Regions from separate parts of the Homo sapiens genome. Here region 1 is linked to region 2. A link is an interaction called in ENCODE POLR2A ChIA-PET data of the cell type or tissue named here. Cell type or tissue: PC-3. All regions are shown on one strand.

Region 1 (8,000 bases), 360 kb after region 2:
TTTTTGGGCTACAAACTAGCATGACTTTATTTACAAAGTTCCTTCCTCCTTGCTCTTTTCCCAATATTCCTCCTAATCGGGTTCAAGTTCCCTTCCTACTATTTATTTGCCATGTGACCTTGCCTCTCTGGGCCTCTGCTGACATCTGGAAATTGAGGTCAAATGTATTTTTTTTTTAATTTATCTTGAGGCAGGAGTTTGGACCATTTAATCTGGGAAGATTTCCTCCTTCCTCCCTCCCCAAACCATAAGCCTTTTTTTTTTTTCTGAGACGGAGTTTTGCTCTTGTTGCCCAGGCTGGAGTGCAATGGCGCGATCTTGGCTCACTGCAACCTCCGCCTCCCGGGTTCAAGCGATCCTCCTGCCTCCGCCTCCTGAGTAGCTGGGATTACAGGCATGCACCACCACGCCCAGCTAATTTTATATTTTTAGTAGAGAAGGGGTTTCTCCATATTGGTCAGGCTGGTCTGGAACTCCTGACCTCAGGGGATCTGCCCACCTCAGCCTCCCAAGGTGCTGGGATTACAGGCGTGAGTCGCTGAGCCTGGACTATCCATAAGCCTTTCAAGGAGAAAGAGCCAGTCTTGTCCATACTCATGTGTCTTCTGGCACGTAGTGACACCTTAAGGGTGCTCAGGAAATGCTTGAATGAAACCTCTCTGTAAACAGAAAGGAGGAGACAAGGACATATATTGAGTGCCCACCGTGTGTTTATGAACTAGATGTGCCTTTATTCATCCCACAGCTACCCAGTGAGGTAGGAGTCACTGTGATTCCCACTTTCATAGAGGAAGAAACAGGTTCAGAAGGCTAAAGTGACTGGCCAAAATTCACAGTGAATGCAAGAAACAGATCTGAGATTGGAACTCAGGATTGTCTCTTTCAACTTCATCACAACTGCCTCTTCCTGAATCAATGATAGGAAGAGTCTCTTTTTCTGTATCCTTCAAATTTTCTATACTGAATTAGAAGTAGGAAAAAAAAAGTTATAGGCCGGGCACAGTGGCTCATGCCTGTAATCCCAACACTTTGGGAGCCTGAGGTGGATGGATCGCCTGAGGTCAGGAGTTCAAGACCAGCCTGGCCAACATGGTAAAACTCCATCTCTACTAATAATACAGAAATTACCCTGGCATACCATGCCTGTAATCCCAGCTACTCGGGAGGCTGAGACAGGAGAATCATTTGAACCTGGGAGGCGGAGGTTGCAGTGAGCCGAGATCGCGCCATTGCACTCCAGCCTGGGTGACAGAGCAAGACTTCATCTCAAAAAAAAAAAAAAAGAAAGAAAGAAAGAAAAAGTCTGGGCATAGTGGCTCACGCCTATAATCCCAGCAATCTGAGAGGTGAGGTGGGCGGATCACGAGGTTAGGAGTTTAAGACCAGCCTGACCAACATGGTGAAACGCTGTCTCTACTAAAAATACAAAAATTAGCTGGGCATGGTGGCGCGCACTTGTAATCCCAGCTGCTCAGGAGGCTGAGGCAGAAGAATCGCTTGAATCCAGGAGGCAGAGGTTGCAGTGAGCCAAGATCACGCCACTGTACTCCAGCCTGGGCAATAGAGCAAGACTCCATCTCAAAAAAAAAAAAAGTTATAAAAATAGATCACCATAAGGAGCTCTCAGCACATCCCCCTGCAATTTTGGGGAGATTTGAGCTTCAGAGGGGCAACTGCAAGACTAAAGAACAGCCTTAGATAATAATCAGCATGTCAGAGCTTCTTCTAGTCCTGCTCATTATCCTCAGTTCCTTCTTTTCTTGTTCTCAAACCTAAAGTTATCCTTCTTCCAGGAAAGCCCCACTGGCCTATCTCTACAAATTACAGACCTGAATAATTTCTTGCCTAAAGTTCTCACTGGAGATTTCAGTCTCAAAAACAAACAAACAAACTTAACCTGCCTTACTTGCTTTTCTTTTCTTTCCTTTTAAAAATTTTTATCAGGCCGGGCGCTGTGGCTCACGCCTGTAATCCCAGCACTTTGGGAGGCCGAGGCGGGCAGATCACGAAGTCAGGAGATCGAGACCATCCTGGCTAACACAATGAAACCCCATCTCTACTAAAAATACAAAAAATTAGCCGGGCGTGGTGGCGGGCGCCTGTAGTCCCAGCTACTTGGGAGGCTGAGGCAGGAGAATGGTGTGAACCCGGGAGGTGGAGCTTGTGGTTAGCAGAGATCGCGCCACTGCACTCCAGTCTGGGCGACAGAGCAACACTCTGTCTCAAAAAAAAAAAAAAAAAAAAAAAAAAAGAATCAGCTTATATCATGCTTTGATTTGTTTCCTTTTAGTCACTTGCTTCTAGTTGATTTTAAAACCTATATAGCTAAAAGTCACATAGCTAAGCAGTATATAACTAGACTTCCACAACTTCCTTATAGATAACATCTCTGATGTATAGGTCACTGTGACAGTGGTTGCTTAAGTTGTTTTTCAGGAACTCACAGTCAGTTCTTATCCAGTTCAAGATGGCTGAGCCCACCGACCCTTCACCTCGGCCTGCTTGAGTATCTGATGGGTGACCTTTCAATGTTAGAGTGCCAAAAAGCCCTAAAGTCCATCCTTAGATCGTACTAATGATGTCATTTTCTGAACATGCATCCTATGAACCATAAAGCTTAACTGGCTTGCACAGATCACCAATGGCCCCACTTTTCTTTACCTCCAATCACCTTTCCCTACACCTTGGACCACCTTGCTTCTTTATCCCATAAACATCCCTAAACCCTGTTTTCAGAGATGCAGATTTCAGACATGTTCTCCTATCTCTTCACTGGGCTGCCTTGTGAATAATCTCTTTATTGGCTGCAAAACTTATCATCTCAGTGATTGGCTTACTGTGCAACAGGCAGAACGAACCTGGTTCGGTAATGTTGATTTTTCAGCTGAGGCAACTATCCCAGAGTGGTTAGGCGACTTCCCTGAGATCAGCTAGTAATTGATGGAATCAGGATTCACATTTGATCGGCCCGACCTAGAGCCCTCACTCTGAACCTTTAAACCAACATCTTTCAAGGGGTTGGGCAGTGACAGATGTACACAAGATGATTTTAGGTGGTGCCATAAATGGTCATTTAAAACAACTTTTGCTGGGCACAGTGATTCACATCTGTAATCCCAGCACTTTGGGAGGCTGAGGCGGGTGAGTCACCTGAGGTCAGGAGTTCAAGAGCAGCCTGGCCAACATGGCAAAACCCTGTCTCTACTAAAAATAACAAAAATTAGCCAGGTGTGGTGGCAGGCGCCTGTAATCCTGGCTACTCGGGAGGCTAAGGCAGGAGAATCGCTTGAACCCAGGAGGCGGAAGTCTCAGTGAGCCAAGATTGCGCCATTGCACTCCAGCCTGGGCAACAAGAGTGAAACTCCATCTCAAAAAATAAATAAATAACTTTTTTTTTTTTTTTTTAAATAGAGACTGGTTTTGCCATGTTGCCCAGGCTGGTCTCAAACTCCTGGGCTCAAGTGATCTGCCAGCTTCAGCCTCCGAAAGTGCTAAGATTATAGGCATGAGCCACCGTGCCCAGCCTAAAAATATGTTTTTATTGTGAAAAATATCAGAGATAGATAAGAAAAGAGAAAACAGTATAATGAATTTCTAGTGTCATAAGCTTCAAATACCAGTAACAATAGTTTTCAGACTGGGCATGTTTGTTCACACCTGTAATCCAAGCACTTTAAGAGTCTGAGGTGAGAAGATCACTTGAAGTCAGGAGTTGGAGATCAGCCTGGGCAACATAAAGAGACCCTCATCTCTAAGAAAAGGCTGGATGCGATGGCTCATGCCTGTAATCCCAAACTTGGGGAGGCTGAGGCAGGCGGATCACTTGAGGTCAGGAGTTCAAGACCAGCCTGGCCAATATAGTAAAACCCTGTCTCTACTGAAAATACAAAATTAGCCAGGCGTGGTGGCGCATGCCTGTAGTCCCAGCTACTAGGGAGGCTGAGGCAGGAGAATGGCTTGAACCTGAGAGGCGTAGGTTGCAGTGAGCTGAGATCATGCACTGCACTCCAGCCTGGTGACAGAGCAAGACTTGGTCTCAAAAAGAAAGAAAAATAGTTTCATCTACTACCTCCATTGATGGCTTATTTCAAAGCAAATCCCAGACATCATATAATTTCTTCTGTCAGTATTTCAATAGATTGTGTGGTAGCTTTTTATCTTAGCAGTTGCATTCCTTAGTAATGTATATACTGAAGCAGTGGGTGGCTAATGCATCGAGCTGGTCATTTCACACATATTGCTTAGGATGTGGCTAAAGTAGGATTTTAGCTATTAAAACTATGAGATGCCATGTTTTCACTATCAGATTGGTCAGGAACAAAAAAATTGCTATCTCAACAGTGTTACCAAGCAAGTGAGAAACAGCCATACTCCTGATTGGAGTATAAATTGACGTGATGCCAATTGTGTGGTGGAAGGACAATTTGGCTGTATCTATGAAAATTTTAAAAATATATGTCAGGACTGGGCACAGTGGCGTATGCCTGTAATCCCAGCACTTTGGGAGGCCGAAGTGGAAGGATTGCTTGTATCCAGGAGTTGTGGACAACCATAGGCAACATAGCAAGACCCCATCTCTACAAAAAATAAAAAATTATTTGTGCATAGTGGTGCAGGTGTGTAGTCCCAGGTACTCAGGAGGCTGAGGCAGGAGGATTGCATGAGACCAGGAGGTTGAGGCTGCAATGAGCTGTGATCCTGCCACTGTACTCCAGTCTGGGCAATAGAATGAGACCTTGTCTTAAAAAAAAAAAAAAGACATAGGAGAAAATCTTCAAGACCTTGGGTTAGGCAAAGATTTCTTAGATATGACAACAAAAGCTTAATCTATAAAAGGAAAAATTGGTCAATGAAACCATCAAAATTCAAATTTTTCTGTATCTTAAAAGACACCATTTGCTTTCTGTGTTACCCATGGAGGGGTCCATGTGACGTTGTTCTGGATTCCCATTGTAACTTCAAGGGAAACTTTCACAATGTCCAGAGCCCTTGATGTCCTGCCAATGAAGAAAGAGGATGTCTTCAAGTTCCTTGTAGCAGGATAGCAGGAACCCACTTAGGTGGCATCAGCCTTGACTTCCAAATGGAACAGCACTTTTTTTTTGGAGACAGTCCAGCTCTGTCACCCAGGCTGGAATGCAGTGATGCGATCTCAGCTACTGCAACCTCCGCCTCCTGGGTTCAAGCGATTCTCCTGCCTCAGCCTCCCTAGTAGCTGAGATTACAGGTGCCTGCCACCATGCCCAGCTAATTTTTGTATTTTTAGTAGAGATGGGGTTTCACTGTGTTGGCCAGGCTGGTCTCGAACTCCTGACCTCATGATCTGCCCACCTCGGCCTCCCAAGTGCTGGGATTACAGGCGTGAGCCACTGCGCTCGGCCACTTTTTTTTTTTTTTTGAGACAAAGTCACACTTTTGGCCAGGCTGGAGTGCAGTGGCGCCATATCGGCTCACTGCAATCTCTGCCTCCTGGATTCAAGCGATCCTCCTGCCTCAGCCTCCCAAGTACCTGGGATTACAGGCACACGCCACCATGCCTGGCTAATTTTTGTATTTTTAGTAAAGATAGGGTTTCACCATGCTGGCCAGGCTGGTCTCAAATTCCTGACCTCGTGATCAGCCCACTTCGGCCTCCCAAAGTGCTGGGATTGCAGGCGTGAGCCACTGAGCCCAGCAACTTTTGTATTTTTAGTAGAGGTAGGTTTTACCATGTTGACCAGGCTGGTTTCCAACTCCTGACTTCAAGTGATCTACCTGCCTTGGCCTCCCAAAGTGCTGGGAATACAGGCGTGAGCCACTGAGCCCAGCCCTAGAGCTAGCATTTAATCCAACTTGGGGGATAAGGGAAGTATCTAAAGCAATAAGAATATATTTTGTTGGCTGGGCGCAGTGGCTCATGCCTGTAATCCCAGCACTTTGGTAGGCCGAGGCAGGCGGATCATGACATCAGGAGATCGAGACCAGCCTGGCCAATGTGGTGAAACCCCGTCTCTACTAAAAACACAAAAAATTAGCCGGGTGCGGTGGCATATGCCTGCAGTCCCAGCTACTCAGGAGGCTGAGGCAGGAGAATTGCTTAAACCTAGGAAGCGGAGGTTGCAGTGAGCCGAGATTGCATCACTGCACTCCAGCCTGGGCAATAGAGCGAGACTCTGTCTCAAAAAAAAAAAATCTTTTGTTAAAATATTTGGCCTTTTGTCCTAGATCTTTGAAACCCCTCTTGGAATAGCTTCAGTGCCAGAAGGTGAAAGATAAAAATATTGTTATTTAAAACAATCCCTTTTCAAACACACTTGAGTTTATATTTTGTTTTGTTTTGAGAGGGAGTCTCGCTCTGTCACCAGGCTGGAATGCAGTGGTGCGATCTCCACTCACTGCAACCTCTGCCTCCCTGGTTAAAGAGATTCTTGTGCCTCAGCCTCCTGAGTAGCTGGGATTACAGGCACGTGCCACCACACCTGGCTAGTTTTTTGTTTTTTTTTTTTTTTTTTTTTTTTTAGTAGAGACGGGGTTGCACCATGTTGGCCAGGATGGTCTCAATCTCCTCACCTCATGATCCGCCCGCCTTGGTCTCCCAAAGTGCTGAGATTACAGGTGTGAGACACAGCGCCCGGCAGAATTTATGTTAATGACAGGATTCGGGGAAAGTTCCAAGATAACCACAGGATGGGAGAGTGGCTGCCAGAGGATCCAACCATTAGTTCAAAGGGTTGAAACTTTCAGCCCCACCCCCAACCTCCAGGGAGGGTCTCTAAGTGAAGTTAATCACCAATGGCCAATTATTTATCAATCATGCTTACCTAATGATGCTTTTTTTTTTGAGACAAGAGTCTCACTCTGTTTCCCAGGCTGGAGTGCAATGGCGTGATCTCAGCTCACTGCAATCTCCACCTCCAAGGTTCAAGCAATTCTTGTGCCTCAATCTCCCAAGTAGTTGGGACTACAGGCACCTGCCACCACAACCAGCTAATTTTTGTATTTTTAATATAGATGGGGTTTCACCGTGTTGGCCAGGCTGGTCTCGAATTCCCGACCTTAGGTGGTCTACCTGCCTAGGCCTCCCAAAGTGCTGGGATTACAGGTGTGAGCCTCTGGGCCCAGCCTGACGCTTCCATTATAAACCAAAGCGACTGGGTTCAGAGAGCTTCTAAATAGCTGAACACCTGTAGGCTTCCAGGAAGGTGAATGAGAGCACATCCACACGCAGGAGGAGGAGGTGACACCCCATCTCCATAGGGATAAAAGCTCCCGTGCTCCAGACCCTTTCAGACTTTACCCTTTGTTCTCTCCATCTGGCTGTTTATTTGTAGCGTTTGTAATGTATATGTTTCCCTGAGTTCTGTAAGTCCCTCTACCAAATTAATGGAACCCAGGGAGGGAGTTGTGGGAATCCTGATTTATGGCTGGTTAGTTTGAAGTTCTGGAGGCCTGGACTTATTACTGGCATCTGAAGTGAGGATAGTCTTGGGGACTGAGCACTCAACCTATGGGACCTGGTGTTATTTTCAGGTGGATAGTATCAGAGTTTATTTGGACTAGAAAACACCCAGCTGGTGTCCACTGCAGAACTGACTGATTGCCTGATGTGTGGGGAAAACCCCTATACATCTTGTGTCAGAGGCCTGTTGTGAGTATAGTGGGAGAAACTGAGTTTGTTTTTTCTGGTCATGGTGGTTGTACAACTCAATAAATTTACTATAAATCATTCAATTATACACTAAAAGTGTGTGCATTTTATGGTATGGCAATTATACCTCTATAAAGATGTCTTCAAGGCTGGGCGCAGTGGCTCACGCCTGTAATCCCAGCACTTTGGGAGGCTAAGGCGGGGGCGGATCATGAGTTCAGGAGTTCAAGACCATGCTGGCCAACATGGTGAAACCCCGTCTCTGCTAAAAATACAAAAAAATTAGCTGGGCGTGGTGCGTGCGTGTAATCCCAGCTACCCGGGAGGCTGAGGCAGGAGAATCGCTTGAACCAGGAAGTCAGAGCTTGCAGTG
Region 2 (8,000 bases):
CTGATTCATCTTTTGTATTGATATATTAGAAGCATTTTTTTTCTCCTTGATGAGAAGTAATTTTAGAACATTATTTTCATATTAAAACCAGAATATGAAATAAAGGTGACCTTTTGAAGTCAATATGAGATTCTAAAGAAGTGTTTACCTTTGGAGAGCTTCAGGCTATTCACTGTACTCTGCCATAACTTTGTGTAGAATTTTTTTTTTTTTTTTAAATAGAGATGGGGTCTCTGTCACCCAGGCTGGAGTACAGTGGCATGAACATAGCTCACTTCAGCCTTGAACTCCTTCAGCCATGAACTCCTGGGCTCAAGTGATCCTCCCACTTGGTCTCCTGAGTAGCTGGGACTACAGGCATGTGCCACCACACCCAGCTAATTCTTTTCTTTTTGTAGAGATGGGTTCTCACCATCTTGCCCAGGCTGGCCTCAAAACTTCTGGGCTCAAGTGAGCTTCCTGCGTCAGTCTTCCAAAGTGTTGGGATTACAGGGGTGAGCCATCACACCTGGCCAAAACGTTTTTAAGAAACACAGTTTAAGTCTGGCATAAGATTAAGTTAAAACACTGATAGTACAAGAGAAACTAAAGGAATCAAAACATAGTCATTTCCCTGTATGTCACTGTCATTCTGTGTGTAAATCACTCAGTTCCCACCTCCTCCATGAAGCCTTCAGGCTCACTTGGGCTCAGAGCAGGCCGTTGCTTATTCTGAATTGCATTCATGACTGTATGTATCCACAGTCTTTTTTTTTTTTTTTTTTTTTGAGACGGAGTCTCGCTGTCTCCAGGCTACAGTACAGTGGTGGGATATCGGCTTACTGGAACCTTCACCTCCGTAGTTCAAGCAATTCCCCTGCCTCAGCCTCCTGAGTAGCTGGGATTAAGGCACACGCCACCACGCCCGGCTAGTTTTTCGTGTATTTTTAGTAGAGATGGGGTTTCGCCATGTTGGCCAAACTAGTCTCAAACTCCTCACCTCAGGCAATCCGCCCACCTCGGCCTCCCAAAATGCTGGGATTACAGGCGTGAGCCACCACGCCCAGCCTTCCACAATCTTGATATAACTGGCTGGGCCATAGTAGACCCTCACTGACCAAGGCCCATGGTCATGTTGTTTAGACCTTGACTATAGCATGACAAAAATGGTTCCTTACTGTGAAACAATAGCTTGGCTCCAAAAGGGATCCCAAGGCAGGTTTTTTTTTGCATTCTAACAGAATTTACTCATTTGCTTATGGCATTACTCGTTGATTTCTCACCAAAAGCATTGTCAGTCTGTCTATTACACTTCGTTTTATGATGAGAACTGGTGAGGGAAACAGTGGGTGAATTGCCCAGCTACAAAGGCTCTCTCCACCCTGCACTTTCTCTAGTCAGTGTGCTTCATCGCCACCACCTCTGTCACATTCCAATTCTGCCCAATGCAGGACCACACCCTCTTCCCACGTAAGTCATCAAGCAAAGCCTGTGACTCTCTCCATTCAGAGCACCCCTTAGACAGATTCTGAGTTGAGTAGGGCTCCCCTTAGGTCTGCCCTGCTTGTTGTGGACTGTCTAAAGGGCACTGCTGTAAAGAGTTACTTCCACTGAACATGTCCTTTCTTTCCCCCACAGACATAACCAGTGCGGTGCAATCCAAGCGAAGAAAATCCAAGTAAACAAGCAGGACTGCGACTTGATACTTGGAAATGTGTGTGACTTTTACAAAGAGCAATTTTGAGCTGTGACTTTTTTAAATCAATTTCTGTACAGTTAGTAATTTTAATAATGTGGCCCTTTTCCTAGTCCCTGCAACCTGTTTCATAAAGTGCAATGGGGAAAGCAGGACTGTTGAGCCCTTTTGGTGTTGCGAGTTGAAGTTCAAGGTTTCTAAAATGTTGTCTTGTATTGAAAGGAGCTAATGCCATTATAAATGTTACTAGTTTTCACATTTCCTAAGCAGCCTAGAGTACAGGGTGAGCATTTTTAGATCTCCTAATGATGTATTGTGCCGTGGAAGTACTGTGTGTGAATAGCAGTAGTGGGGGCAAAAGCAATCTTCTCATTTGGAAATGTTGTAAATAATTTTATTATATAGTGTTTTGGATGTATTTGTTGTAGAAATGGACCAGTGAATAAAGAGAATCTAAGGATTTGTACAATGTGAAATAACGTGTTAAATAAATGTCATTGTCATAGAACATAAAGTTATGTTATTGGTAAGGGATTTTTGGGTGATCAGCTCTTTCTTTGGACCTTAACTAAGCAGACACAGCCTTGTGGATGGAATTCCTATCTAGTCCTCATTGAACCTGAGATGCCCGCCTGGCAAGTTGAGGAAAATGTACATACTTGCTCCCTCACCTCATTCTTGGCTTTGAAGAAACTAGCCCTGTTCAGCACTGTGCCAGGTATTTTGATATATATTGCTCAGATTTCTTTTGATGCAAATAACAAAACCAACTTAGAGATCAATGGCCACCCAGGATTTTCTAGGGACAGGAAGCTGTCAGCAGCTGAGATGGCACTTTTTCACCATGTCACATATCTGCTCCTCCATTTGCATGGTGGATTGCTCCAAAACAATTGTGCTGACATCTCCTCCTTGCAGGAGGTAAGCCCAAACTGGCCTGTAAGATTGTGCCAGCATCAAGAATCTAGTCCAGGGCCGGGCATGGTGGCTTACACCTGTAATCCCAGCACTTTGGAGGGCCTAGGCGGGTGGATCACCTGAGGTTGGGAGTCCGAGACCAGCCTGACCAACATGGAGAAACCCTGTCTCTACTAAAAATACAAAATTAGCTGGGCATGGTGGCACGTGTAATCCCAGCTACTGGGGAGGCTGAGGCAGGAGAATCGCTAGAACCCAGTAGGCGGAGGTTGCGGTGAGCCGAGATTGCGCTATTGCACTCCAGCCTGGGCAATGAGTGAAACTCCGTCTCAAAAAAAAAAAAATCTAGTCCAGTTTAGGTCAGGTTTCCACCTTTAGTTCTGTGGTTAGACAGAGCAGCTCCCAAATTAAAGGGGTCATTTTGTGCTGTATATTTCAGAGATGTCCACTACATTTCACTCTGGCTGTCCTTCTTCAAAATGTGTGTAGTCTCCAAAGCCAGCTGCTTCTGCCCCACCCTACCTGCAACTTGAGGAGACTCTGATGCTTGGGGCCCTGGCCTTGTCTCAGCCTGGGCTTCAGCCTTCTGCTGCATCTCCCCCAGGATTAGACTTCATCCTTTCCCCTCCAGTGGCTACTTGCCCTTGCTCTAACCCAGTGCCTGAGACCACAAGGATGAGTTTGGTCATTCTGTCATGCTGTTATTCTCATCTCTATTTCAGCTGTCTTCATGTATGTGTCTTGCATTGTAAGGATCCTCTAACAGTAGTCATTTATGAGTCAGACCCCATTGTCTGGCTCTGTTCCCAGTAAGCTTATCTCCCCTCTTCCTCTCCCATATGACACACACACCAGAACCAAGGCCAGCTTTATCATAATATCCTATGCCACTACTGTGCTTAAGATTACAAGATGCTTCTCATACTTAAGCTCAACTCAGGCAGAAAGGATCATGTGCTTTAAATATATTTTTATTTGTTTTTCTTTATATTAATTTTTTTCTCCCATAGAGGAATAGCATTACAGTCTAACAATCAGAATTCTGTTACACACATACACAGGCATGCCACATGACCCAGTTGAGGTGGTTGTCTCCTTGAGTCTGTTGACACGTCACATGGTCAAAGTCTCCTCATTTCAGCCAGTCTCAACACAAAACACCCAACAGGGATGCACTCAACTTGTTGGTTCCATGTGGAACTAGGTGGCAGGGCGAGAGGGAAAGTAGTAGAAGGGGGCTATGGTGTGTCTGCATTCAGTCCCCTCACATAAAGCCACATGGATCTAGGGGGGTATCCAAGAGCTCTGGTGGGGTCCGTGTTGCACCTAAGACATTATAGGTCAGAGCAAGTTGCTCAGAGGGTTCCAGGCAGGGGGCTGGGGAGCAGGCATACTCTAAAACAGCACCAAACTGCATTCATACACGGTGCCCTGCTGGGGCTAGACTGGCAAAGGCTGGAAAGACACCCAGCTTGAAGGAACCACTCAGACTTACTGGGGAATAACTGGAAGTCACTGTTTGATGTAACTGGGACTCACTCTAGAAACGGGTCCCTCTGACAGTTTTGGCAAAGTGCTGGTAGTACTGACATTAATACTCACAAATTGATACAAACTCCTCTAGGGCCTCAGAAAACATCAATCAAAACAGACTCTCTAACCCCCTCCTAAGGTTGCATAGGACTTTGAACTCTGGTTCCCTCATGTATTCAAGTTCTGTGGTTTAAAAAAAAATCCTGAAGCATGCTCAAGGTGAAAGGCACGTACACAGTCAATACAGTATGACAAGGGCTGATGCTTCAGGAGTCAGACTAGCAGGAGACTGAGTAGTGTTGGTTCTTAGAAATCTATACACAATTAAAATATTGCCACACTCAAATGCTACAGAATCTATAGGAAAGGTACAAAAAAATATGAGCCTTGCAACCAAGCAGGTGAGAGATTGGGTTCTAGAATACAGGAGCCTCCAGAAATATAGGTAAACAAAAGGCCTTTTAAAATTTGAGCCAAATGCCCTATAACTTAAACTCTTCCCCCACCAGAAGGATCATGGGCACCACACAGGACTGAGCCTAGGTCCCAGCTGGCAGTGAGGAGTAGGCAAGAAGGGTTGGAGGGAGATTCAGCTCTTGGAGGTGCCGAAGACCCTAGGCTGGCTGTGAAGTGCCCAAGTGGTAGCTGGAAGAATAAAAGCAACTAGGTTCTGAAGGAGAACTTGGGAGAGGAGCAAGGCTGTCAACTACTGGGGCCCTAGTGGACTGGCGTGGGAGCTTTGATCCGTTTTTAGTGTTAATTTGGCTTATTCCCTGGAATAGGAGACCCCATCAGGTCTTCCTCTGTCCTCATCCCAGCATCCATGGGGATACCCCATCCCTTCCCCACATACCCCCCATGAGGCCTGGGGCTATAGGGTCAGGGAGGGCAGCTGCCTTTGCCCTCATGGGAATGCAGAGTTTTCTCCAAGCTTCAGCTTGGCTGTGAGGCCTGGAAACCTAGAGTTGGGGTGAGGGGAGGACCTATGTTCATAGGTACCAAGAAGTCTTAAAAGTTCCTAGGAAGAGTGAGCACACACTAGAAAAGGACGGCTAGAAAGAGGAAATGGGAAGCAACTCAGGGCATCCCAAGAGGCTGTTGCTGGTGTCTGAGCCCAAAATTCAGTCTCACCACAAGAAGGGGAGGCTGGTGGCCCCTGCCCCTTCTGTCTCCCCCAGGGATTCAGGTTCCCTCTTCCAGGTATTTACTGGAGGAGAAGGGGAGGGGGATCATAGGGTACCCATTTCTCCCCAGCAACCTAGAAAGAAAGAGAGGCCTGTGGGAGAAAATGAAAAGAGGCCCCCTGAAGGCCCTGAACCTGGATAGGAACAATTTGCAGATTGAGACAGTGGGAGTCCTGGACTCCTACTCAGGACTGCTGGCTAGCCATACTGAGCAGGGTGTGAAATACAAGGCCAGAGGCAAGGTGAAGACTGAGCTGTCAGCCTTGGGATGGCTTCACCCCATGGTGTGTCCTCCAGCATCACTGCTCTGCACGCTGACCTAGGGTGTGTGCCCTTTCCCTGCCTAGAAGCCCTGTGGCCTGCATGTCTCCTAAGCTAGTTCTAGCACCTTGGGCTTGTGAACAGACGGCCAGGATGGTAGGGCCTTGCCCAGCTTCTACTCGGGTGACGTGTTGGGGGTAGAGTGGCAAGGTACTAACTAAGCCCTTCAGATTTCAGGGCCTGCAGAAGGGTGGATTATAGAAAAGGGAAGTGGGGGCAGACTCCAGGCTTCAGCCTGGGAGCAGGGTTTGGCCTCTCTGAGCAAGCACAGTGCACACTCCCTTGGTGCCCTGCTCCCTGCAGCTTCTCAACGTGTCTGTCCTGTCCGCATCTCCAATAGGCTGCCTCGTTCCCTAGATTCCCTCCATCTTCTCCCTCTAACTCACGTCTCACAGTCCTCTTCTACATACTGTACCTTTCCAGGCCTAAGCAGCTCCACAGAGTACCGCCCCCAAGGCAGAAGGAAGGGGAGACTAAAAGCAAAACCCTGAGCCCTTACTGGAGGGCAATGACAGCAGCCCAGGCTGCACAGGCTCTACCTGGTCAGAGCTGGGCTCAGGGTCCCCACCATTTGGTAGGGAATTACTGGGAATGAAGAATAAGGGAACAGGAGTGAGTGTAATGCCAACCATGGGATAGTGTGAGACATGTAAGGTGGGAGTTGAAGGTGGGGAATGAGCCAGATCAGGGACTGGAAGAAGCTTTCAGAAATAGGGGCAGGCCAGAGGTAGAGGACTGGAGGGCAAGGGTGAAAGGGAGAGACAGGGATGGGGACCAGAGAAGAAAGGATGGAGGGGCCAGGAGTAGGGGGCATGGATGATTAGATGCTGGGTATGGGGACCAGGAGTGAGGGTGAAGGGTGAATGGGTTCAGAGGCAGATTAGAGGATCAGAGATGGGGAAATTGAGGGTGTCGGGGAAGGAACGGCTATCACCCAACCTCACACGCTTTAAGAAGGGAGGTTTCGGTGTCCAGCCCGAGGAGTCGGAGGAGCCCGACAGGGATCGGGATCGGCAAGGGGTTCGTGGCGCGGCCGGTGGACGCTCAGTAGTTGAACTGGCGCTGGCACGGCTGGTAGATGAAGCTGCTCTGGTTCTTGGACCGGCGCGGACGGCTCTCGCGGGCTCGGTTCTGCCGCTGCACCGCCTTGGCGCTCAGCGCGTGGCGCTCTGCCCGCTGCCGGGCCCGCTGCAGCCGCCGCACCTGGCCCGCCTTCTCCAGCAGCGCCGCCCGCGCTGGGAGAGGAGCGGCGTGGCGCGCGGCCCGCGGCTCGCGGCGGGCGGGCGTCAATTCCCTGTGAGGACAGAGCCAGGCTCGGTCAAGCCGGGTAAGCTGGGCGGGGGGTCTAGAGGGCGCTGCCATCTCCCACCCTTGCTTCGGCTCAGTTCTGTGTCTGTTCAGATTGGGGTGCCCGACGCCCTTCTTGTGGGTACCAACCCGGAGGTGCCTCCTCGGTTCTAGCCCTTAACAGGTAAACTGGACCTCGGGGGAGACTGGACCCCCACCCCCTATTCCACCCTTGCCTTTCTGTTTAAGTCCCACTCCCTAGGCGCTCCAGCCACGCTCCTCAAGCCTCCAACCCCGGCCCCAGCCTCTTGGCCACGCCCCTCCCTCTCAAGCCCCGCCCCTCCGTCCTCAGGCCCGCTTCTAGCCTCGCCCGGAGGCCCACCGGCCCCCCACTTTGTCTCAAAGGCAACCCTCCCAAGGCCGCTACCCCCTCGAGCGCGGGGCGGGCTCCTGGCCCCACTACCCCAGCCTCCTAGCCTGGACCCTGGCCTCCAAGATCCGTCTCCCTGGGCCTCCAGGCTCCGCCCCCGGCCCGCTCACCCTTCGCTGAGGTCGCCGTCAGGCAGGGCCGCGTCCGGGAGCGGGGAAGGGGACCCGGGCTCTAGCACTATGGTGCTGCCGGTGACGTAAACGGACATGCTGGGGTGCTCGATGAGGAGGTCCTCCAGGGGACTGCTCTGGAGGCGGGCGGGACCGAGTCCAGGCCCCTCTGCCGTAAAACAGGCGGGAGGGGTAACAAACCAGCTCTCGTCCATCAAGGAGGGCGCGGGCGGAGGGCGGCCCGCGGGGGCAGGGGCGGCCCCGGGGCTGGGTGGAGCCGCGTAGCTGTCTACGGGGCGCGGGATGGGAGCCGTGCAGAGGAGGGGAGCAGCGAGGAGGCACACACACACACACACACACACACCGGACAAGGGGGCGGGGAGAGAAAGGGCATCGTTAGTCAGACCCGCAGCCCGTCCGCAGCGCCCCGGGGCACCCACGGGCCAGGCGTCTCGCCCTGCTGCCCTAGGGGACCTGACGTGCGGGCCTCTCCTGGGCCGCCAGGAGAGAGCCCCGGCTTTCATGGGAAGGGGCCCCGTGAC

What was found. ChIA-PET counts read pairs that join two places held together with the same protein. Peaks named below come from ENCODE experiments on the same cell type or tissue, not always from the same donor. Only the 100,000 strongest peaks of a DNase experiment are listed, where the experiment ranks them.
Region 1: POLR2A ChIA-PET joins it to region 2 with 11 read pairs; 2 of 35 experiments call an interaction of 5 or more read pairs at or near these places.

The regions. Positions count from the first base shown.
Region 1 is chr20:34,344,762-34,352,761 of GRCh38, reverse strand. No RefSeq gene overlaps it. Among named protein-coding and RNA genes, the nearest start is that of ITCH, 15 kb to the left of the region's middle. In PC-3, no CTCF peak of the experiment used is centred here; a DNase peak (open chromatin) is centred at 3,051; H3K27ac peaks cover 1,330 bases.
Region 2 is chr20:34,708,983-34,716,982 of GRCh38, reverse strand. TP53INP2 (tumor protein p53 inducible nuclear protein 2) reads right to left here. Exons shown (of 5, transcript NM_021202.3): 4 at 7,459-7,747; 5 at 3,547-6,925. The coding sequence ends at 6,676. It overlaps NCOA6 (nuclear receptor coactivator 6), which reads left to right. Exons shown (of 15, transcript NM_014071.5): 15 at 1,618-2,209. The coding sequence ends at 1,661. Among named protein-coding and RNA genes, the nearest start is that of TP53INP2, 8.6 kb to the right of the region's middle. RefSeq lists silencers at 6,785-6,954, 7,205-7,464, 7,505-8,000. In PC-3, a CTCF peak has its summit at 6,974; DNase peaks (open chromatin) are centred at 3,392 and 7,812; H3K4me3 peaks cover 1,823 bases; H3K27ac peaks cover 2,161 bases.